Linked DNA regions of Homo sapiens: region 1 is linked to region 2. A link is a contact called in ENCODE Hi-C or POLR2A ChIA-PET data. All regions are on one chromosome and are shown on one strand. The core of a region is the stretch at or near the end of the contact, and the rest is flanking DNA. Distances in the headings are between cores, read along the strand shown.

Region 1 (3,139 bases), core at 287-2,786, 6.0 Mb before region 2:
TGGCGCGTGCCAGTAGTCCCACCTATTCGGGAGGCTGAGGCAGGAGAATCGCTTAAATCTGGGAGGCAGAGGTTGCAGTGAGCTAAGATCACGCCACTGTACTCCAGCCTGGGCGACAGAGCAAGACTCCGTCTCAAAAAAAGAAAAAAAGAAAAAGAAAAAAAATTCAACTTTTAGCTGAGATTCAGGGGGTACATGATGTGCAGGACTGTTACAAGGGTATATTGTATGGCGGCCGGGCGCGGTGTCTCACGCCTGTAATCCCAGCACTGTAGGAGGCCGAGGCAGGTGGATCATCTGAGGTCAGGATTTCGAGACCAGCCTGACCAACATGGTGAAAGCCCGCCTCTACTAAAAATACAAAAATTAGCCGGCCGTGGCAGTAGGAGCCTGTAGTCCCACCTACGCGGGAGGCTGAGGCAGGAGAATTGCTTGAACCCGGGAGGCGGAGGTTGCAGTGAGCCAAGATTGCGCCACTGCACTCCAACCTGGGCAACAGAGCAAGTTTCCGTCTCAAAAAAAAAAAAAATCTATAAAGTATTTATCAACACATCTTTTAAGAGGAACTAAAGAAATAAAGAGAAAATAAAGTACTTACAGTACTTAAAGTACGCTAGTACGAAACTGTACAAACACTGTTAGTGTCATGCGGACCTGCCCAAGGCTCAAAAGCCCAAATGAAAGGAAAGGGACCAAGAGCGTGAAGATCCCGCCTCTCCGCGCTCACCTTCCCCATACATCCCTCTGCTCAACAGCTCTCCTCAGCTTCTCACTGGAACTGACAGCTCGGAAGGGGGTTTGACTGCGCAGCCCGCGCACTAGAGAAAGGGGCGGGCATGTGGCCCTAGAGGCGGGCCCAGGAAATTCAAAACAAGCCCGCAGAGGTGCAGGCCTGCCAGCCCCTGCCTTACCGGCTTGCTCCCCTTCGCGGCGGCCGTACCTACCCGGGACCCCACGGCTCACCTTTACCCGGAGCCGCAGGACCTGAGGCTGAACCTGAGACGACCGTGGCCCCCGAAGCGCCAGTGCCCGGAGGGTCGGGGGCCGCAGGGCCAGGGGCCGAGGCGGTCACCCGGCTGAGAAGCGCGCTGGTCACCTCAGCGCCGGCGCTGTCCACCTCTCCCGGGGCTCCGGAGCCCGCCACTGCCTCCTCCAGCAGCCCGGCCTCACGGCGCAGCGCCTCTTCGGCCTCGCGGAGTTTGCTCTGCCGTAGGAACTGCAGCACGGCCAGTAGAGTCTGTCGGTCATGCGGAGCGCCGGCGTCCGGAGCAGCGGCGGGCACCGGGGCCGCCCCCGCCGGGGCAGCGGCGGAGACAGCCACCGTGGGCTTGGGGGTCCCGCCATCCCCGCCAGTGGACGACGACGCCGCAACGTTCCCGCCGCCGCCGTTGGGGCCGTTGTTGGTAGTGCCGCCGCTACCCTCGCCTGCGCCGTCCCCCGCCTGCGGAGGTAGCAGCGTTGGCGGTCCCTCAGGCTCTAGCTTGACCGCCACCTCCGTCTGCTCCTCCGCCAGCGCCGCCATCTTGCGGCTGAGCCACCTCGCGCCGTCAAGCGTGATTGCATTTTCGCCACATGGAGGGCGGGGAGGAGCATTTCACGACAACTCTAGTAGGCCATTTACGGCAGTAGGAGGAGCGAAAAGGAAGGAGAAACGGAATAGGAAAGAGAGCAACTTTCAAAACCGAGCGAAAGAAAGGCAGGAAGTGGGCATTGGTGACCACCTATTACATTTGCCTGAGAATAATTGCCATTTATTGCAGGCCAGCTATATTTAGGCATTATGATAGATGTTTTACATTATGTGATCTCCTTCAATTCAATAATCTTTTTCTTTTTTCTTTTTTTTTTTTTTGAGACGGAGTTTCGCTCTTGTCGCCCAGGCTGTTAAGCGATTCTCCTGCCTCAGCCTCCCCAGTAGCTAGGATTACAGGCATGCGCCACCACGCCCTGCTACAATTAAATAATCTTATGAGGTAATATTATCCCCACCTCGCAGATGGCTCAGTTGAAACCAAGAGAGGTTAAATAACTTACCAGAGGCAAGAAGAAAGTCCAAATGTCAACATTCGAATCCACGTATTTAACTCAAAAACATATACCATTTGCCAGAGGGAGGCTTCCGAGATACTGGTAGTTTTACATTTTGACCTGAATAGTGCTTACTTTTTTTTTTTTTTTGTCATTTTTACTTTTGTAAAAGTTAATCGAGCTGCATGCATTACATTACATTTATTTATTTATTTAACTTTTGAGACGGAGTGTCGCTCTGTCGCCCAGGCTGGAGTGCAGTGGCCCGATCTCAGCTCACTGCAATCTCTGCCTCCTGGGTTCAAGCGATTCTCCTGCCTGAGCCTCCCGAGTAGCTGGGATTACAGACGTGTGCCACCACGCCCGGCTAATTTTTGTATTTTCAGTAGAGACAGGGTTTCGCCATGTTGGCGAGGCTGGTCTCCAACTCCTGACCTCAGGTGATCCACCGGCCTCAGCCTCCCAAAGTGCTGGGATTACAGGCGTGAACCACTGCGCCTGGCCCGTATACATTACATTTCAATAAAAAGTTTTTAACGCCAGGTGCGGTGGCTCACGCCTGTAACCCCAGCACTTTGGGAGGCCGAGGCGGGCGGATCATGAGATCAGGAATTAGAGACCAGCCTGACCAACACGGCAAAACCCCGCCTCTACTAAAAATACAAAAAATTAGCCAGGCATGGTGGTGCGCCCCTGTAATCCCAGCTACTCGGGAGGCTGAGACAGAAGAAGAGCTTGAACCCGGGAGACGGAGGTTGCAGTGAGCCGAGATCCCGCCACTGCACTCCAGCCTGCGCGACAGTACGAGACTCCGTCTCAAAAAAAAAGTTTTTAAATACCAGAATGTTGTGGTTGTGAAATATGTACGTTATGTATTCATGCTATTATCCGTTATTACAAATAAACCATTTTAATTGTATATTTAAAAATCATGGCCACACGCAGTGGCACATACCTGTAGTCCCAGCACTTTGGGAGGCCGAGGCGGGTGGATCACCCGAGGTCAGGAGTTCGAGACCAGCCTAGCTAACATGATGAAACGCCATCTCTACTAAAAATATAAAAATTTAGCCAGGTGTGGTGGCGGGCACCTGTAATCCCAGCTACTCGG
Region 2 (3,215 bases), core at 588-3,087:
ATGATGTTGCTCAAGCTGGTCTTGAACTCCTGGGCTGGAGCAATCCTTCCTCCCCTCTACTCCCTGCCCCCCGGCCTCCTACGGTGTTGGAATTCCAGGCCAAGCATCAGCCACTGCACCCACCTGTCCCTTTTGCCCATTCTTTTTATTGGATTGTCTGCCTTGTTCTTATTGATTGGTAGGAATTCTTTATATATTATAGATGTACTTTGTTAGTTCTATATATCTTCTTCCAAAGAATGCTGCTAAAGGTTTAGAATAAAGCTGCTGGGCAAGAGGGAAGAGAAATGTGTCTTTTGTAAGGTTTGGGATCTGGTTGAAGGATTTTAAGGAGGGTCTCAGGGGAGTGGGGATAAACTGGATCGGTTGCTGGTTCTGAGGTGGAATTAGGAGAACTGGGAATTGGCCGGATGCCAGGTGCGGTGGCTCATGCCTGTAATCCCAGCACTTTGGGAGGTGGGCAGATCACCTGAGGAAAGGAGTTCGAGACCAACCTGGCCAACATGGTGAAACTCTGCGTGTACTGAAAATACAAAAAAAAAAATTAGCCGGGCGCGGTGGTGCATGCTTGTAATTTCAGCTACTTGGGAGGCTGAGGCAGGAGAACTGCTTGAACCTGAAATGTGGAGGTTGCAGTGAGCCGAGATCGTGCCACTGCACTCCAGCCTGGGCACCAGAGCAAGACTCTGTCTCAAAAAAAAAAAAAAAAAAGAGAGAGAGAGAGAGAAATTGGAGAACCAGGGATTAATTAGGGATGGAATGCTGTCATAAGGCAAGGTGGCTTAGCAACTGAGTATCTCCAGTAATAAATGAAAATAGCAAAGCTTGTCTAGAACACCACTGACTGCTTTTTTCTCTTTTCAAGTCAAGCTAATTTTCACACTTTCAAGTCTCCATAAGTTTTGACTTTTCTTTTTTTTCTTTTTTTCTTTTTTTGAGATGGAGTTTCACTCTTGTTGCCCAGGCTGGAGTGCAATGGCGTGATCTCAGCTCACCGCAACCTCTGCCTCCCAGGTTCAAGCGATTCTTCTGCCTCAGCCTCCCCAGTAGTTGGGATTACAGGCATGCGCGACCACGCCCGGCTTATTTTGTATTTTTAGTAGAGACAGGGTTTCTCCATGTTGGTCAGGCTGGTCTCGAACATCGTGACCTCAGGTGATCTGCCCGCCTCGGCCTCCCAGAGTGCTGGGATTACATATATACTTTTATATGAAGGTATATGACTTTCATATAAATGTGTTTCTATGCTTAATTTTGAAAATAGATTTTCAAATGTAATATAAATGTACTTTTTGTTGTTGTTTAACTGCAAAAGAACTCCAGTTTTTTGTTTGCTTTGTTTTGTTTTTTTGAGACAGTCTTACTCTGTTGTCCAGGCTGGAGTGCCGAGGCGTGATCTCGGCTTACTGCAAACTCCGCCTCCCGAGTTCAAGTGATTCTTGTGCCTCATCCTCCCGAGTAGTTGGGATTACAGGCGCGCGCCACCAAGCCCAGCTAATTTTTTTATTTTAGTAGAGACGGGGTTTCACCCTGGTGATCAGGCTGGTCTCAAACTCCTGACCTCAAATGATCCACCCGCCTCAGCCTCCCAAAGTATTGGGATTACAGGCATGAGCCACCACGCTCAGCCAAACTCCAGTTTTATAAGGCTTACGCCTGTGGCCCTGAAACCTGGTCCTGGCTGGAGTAAGAACCCCATAGAACCCTTAGCAACCTAACTTCCTCCCTAGCAACGGATCTCCTTGGAGCTCCTCCCCATCCGAAGCCAGGAGGAGGTGTAAAACCGGATGTTGACTGTTTTACCATAGTAATGCACACGAATCCGGAAGTGACGCCAGAAGAAGAGGAAGTGAAGGCTACAGGGTATCCACGTGGGTTCTGAGCGTGTTTCTACGTCCCTGGAAGCCGGTCATTTAAGCTCATTCCTCGCCACGGCTTAGTCAACATGGGTCGCTCGGGAAAGTTGCCTTCTGGTGTCTCAGCTAAGTTGAAGCGCTGGAAGAAAGGCCACAGCAGCGACAGCAACCCCGCCATCTGCCGCCACCGTCAGGCCGCCCGCAGCCGCTTCTTCAGCCGGCCGTCAGGTAGCTGGGTTGAGACCCGAGCGCAGCCGGGGGCGGGGTTCCAGGCAGACCTGGGTCCAGATGAGTCTGGGGCCTCTGGGAGAGTGCGGGGCCAGGCATTGGACCTTTCGTCTCTTAGGATGTCGGATCTGGAGCCCTCTCTGAAGGGCAGTCCTTCCAATTTAGCAGATACAGAAACTGAGGTCCGCAGTAGGGAAATGTCTTGTGTAAGGTACCGCGGGTGTCAGAGTTGAGACAGATGGCTTGGACCTTGGGTAGCTCTTTACAGAGCGCGTTCACCTTCATTTATTTTGCAGGCCCTCTGAATGTAGCTCCCAGCCGATTCCCAGTGGCGTTTATGCCGCTGCTACAGGGAAGCAGAAACTTTTACATGGAGGATTCCCTTTCTCCTTGGTTTTTCAAGTTTTTAGGCATACAGTGGTTTTATGAGACTGGCTGTGTTCAGAATTCAGCCTCTCGGGTTGGAGATTTGGCCTGGGCTGGTTTGTTTCCCAGGGGTTGTTCTGTTCTCTTGACCAAAAGGAGGCTTGGACCTTATCTTGTGCCTCTGGCTCTCAGGAAGGAGTGACCTGACAGTCGATGCTGTGAAGTTACATAATGAGCTGCAGTCAGGGTCCTTGCGCTTGGGCAAAAGCGAAGCCCCGGAGACGCCCATGGAAGAAGAGGCGGAGCTGGTTCTCACCGAGAAGTCCTCGGGTACCTTCCTGAGTGGCCTTTCCGACTGCACAAACGTCACCTTCAGCAAAGTACAGCGCTTCTGGGAGTCCAACTCGGCTGCCCACAAGGAGGTAGGGGCGAGGGTCGGGAGGGCCATAGGATAGTGAGGAGAGGCCAACTCATGCCTTTTCTTCAGCTCTGGCCGACAGGTCTCCGATGACAACAGCTGGTATTTCTGGATGATGCGTCATCGCTCCTCCCCTTTATGTCTCCTCCTAGGGCAGGTTCTACTTTCTGCTTTTTATAAGAACATCTCCTCTGCTTAAGTACTTGAGGGTAGAAATATTTTCCAAACATTTCTCTCCTCAGCTATACCTAACACAGCACTTTTACACAGAGTATTTTCAATAAACATATGTTGAGTAAATAAATGCTGAGTAACAGTGATTAGGAAACGTTTTATCTAGCAAGAAC

The links. Hi-C counts contacts between places; a loop is a spot of excess contacts on that map. ChIA-PET counts read pairs that join two places held with the same protein, here RNA polymerase II (POLR2A). Pooled maps may share reads with other maps.
Region 1: a pooled map shows a loop between it and region 2 (8-fold over the local background). The contact joins the promoter of TAF5 here to the promoter of RRP12 in region 2. A Hi-C loop is called at or near these places in 2 of 50 pooled maps. POLR2A ChIA-PET finds 5 or more read pairs at or near these places in 2 of 52 experiments (OCI-LY7 and endothelial cell of umbilical vein).

The regions. Positions count from the first base shown.
Region 1 is chr10:103,366,373-103,369,511 of GRCh38, reverse strand. TAF5 (TATA-box binding protein associated factor 5) reads right to left here and starts at 1,536. Exons shown (of 11, transcript NM_006951.5): 1 at 964-1,536. The coding sequence starts at 1,522. RefSeq lists enhancers at 234-303, 1,434-1,673, 1,426-1,720 and a silencer at 764-1,303.
Region 2 is chr10:97,399,962-97,403,176 of GRCh38, reverse strand. It overlaps RRP12 (ribosomal RNA processing 12 homolog), which reads left to right and starts at 1,837. Exons shown (of 34, transcript NM_015179.4): 1 at 1,837-2,084; 2 at 2,643-2,872. The coding sequence starts at 1,946. RefSeq lists an enhancer at 2,304-2,353.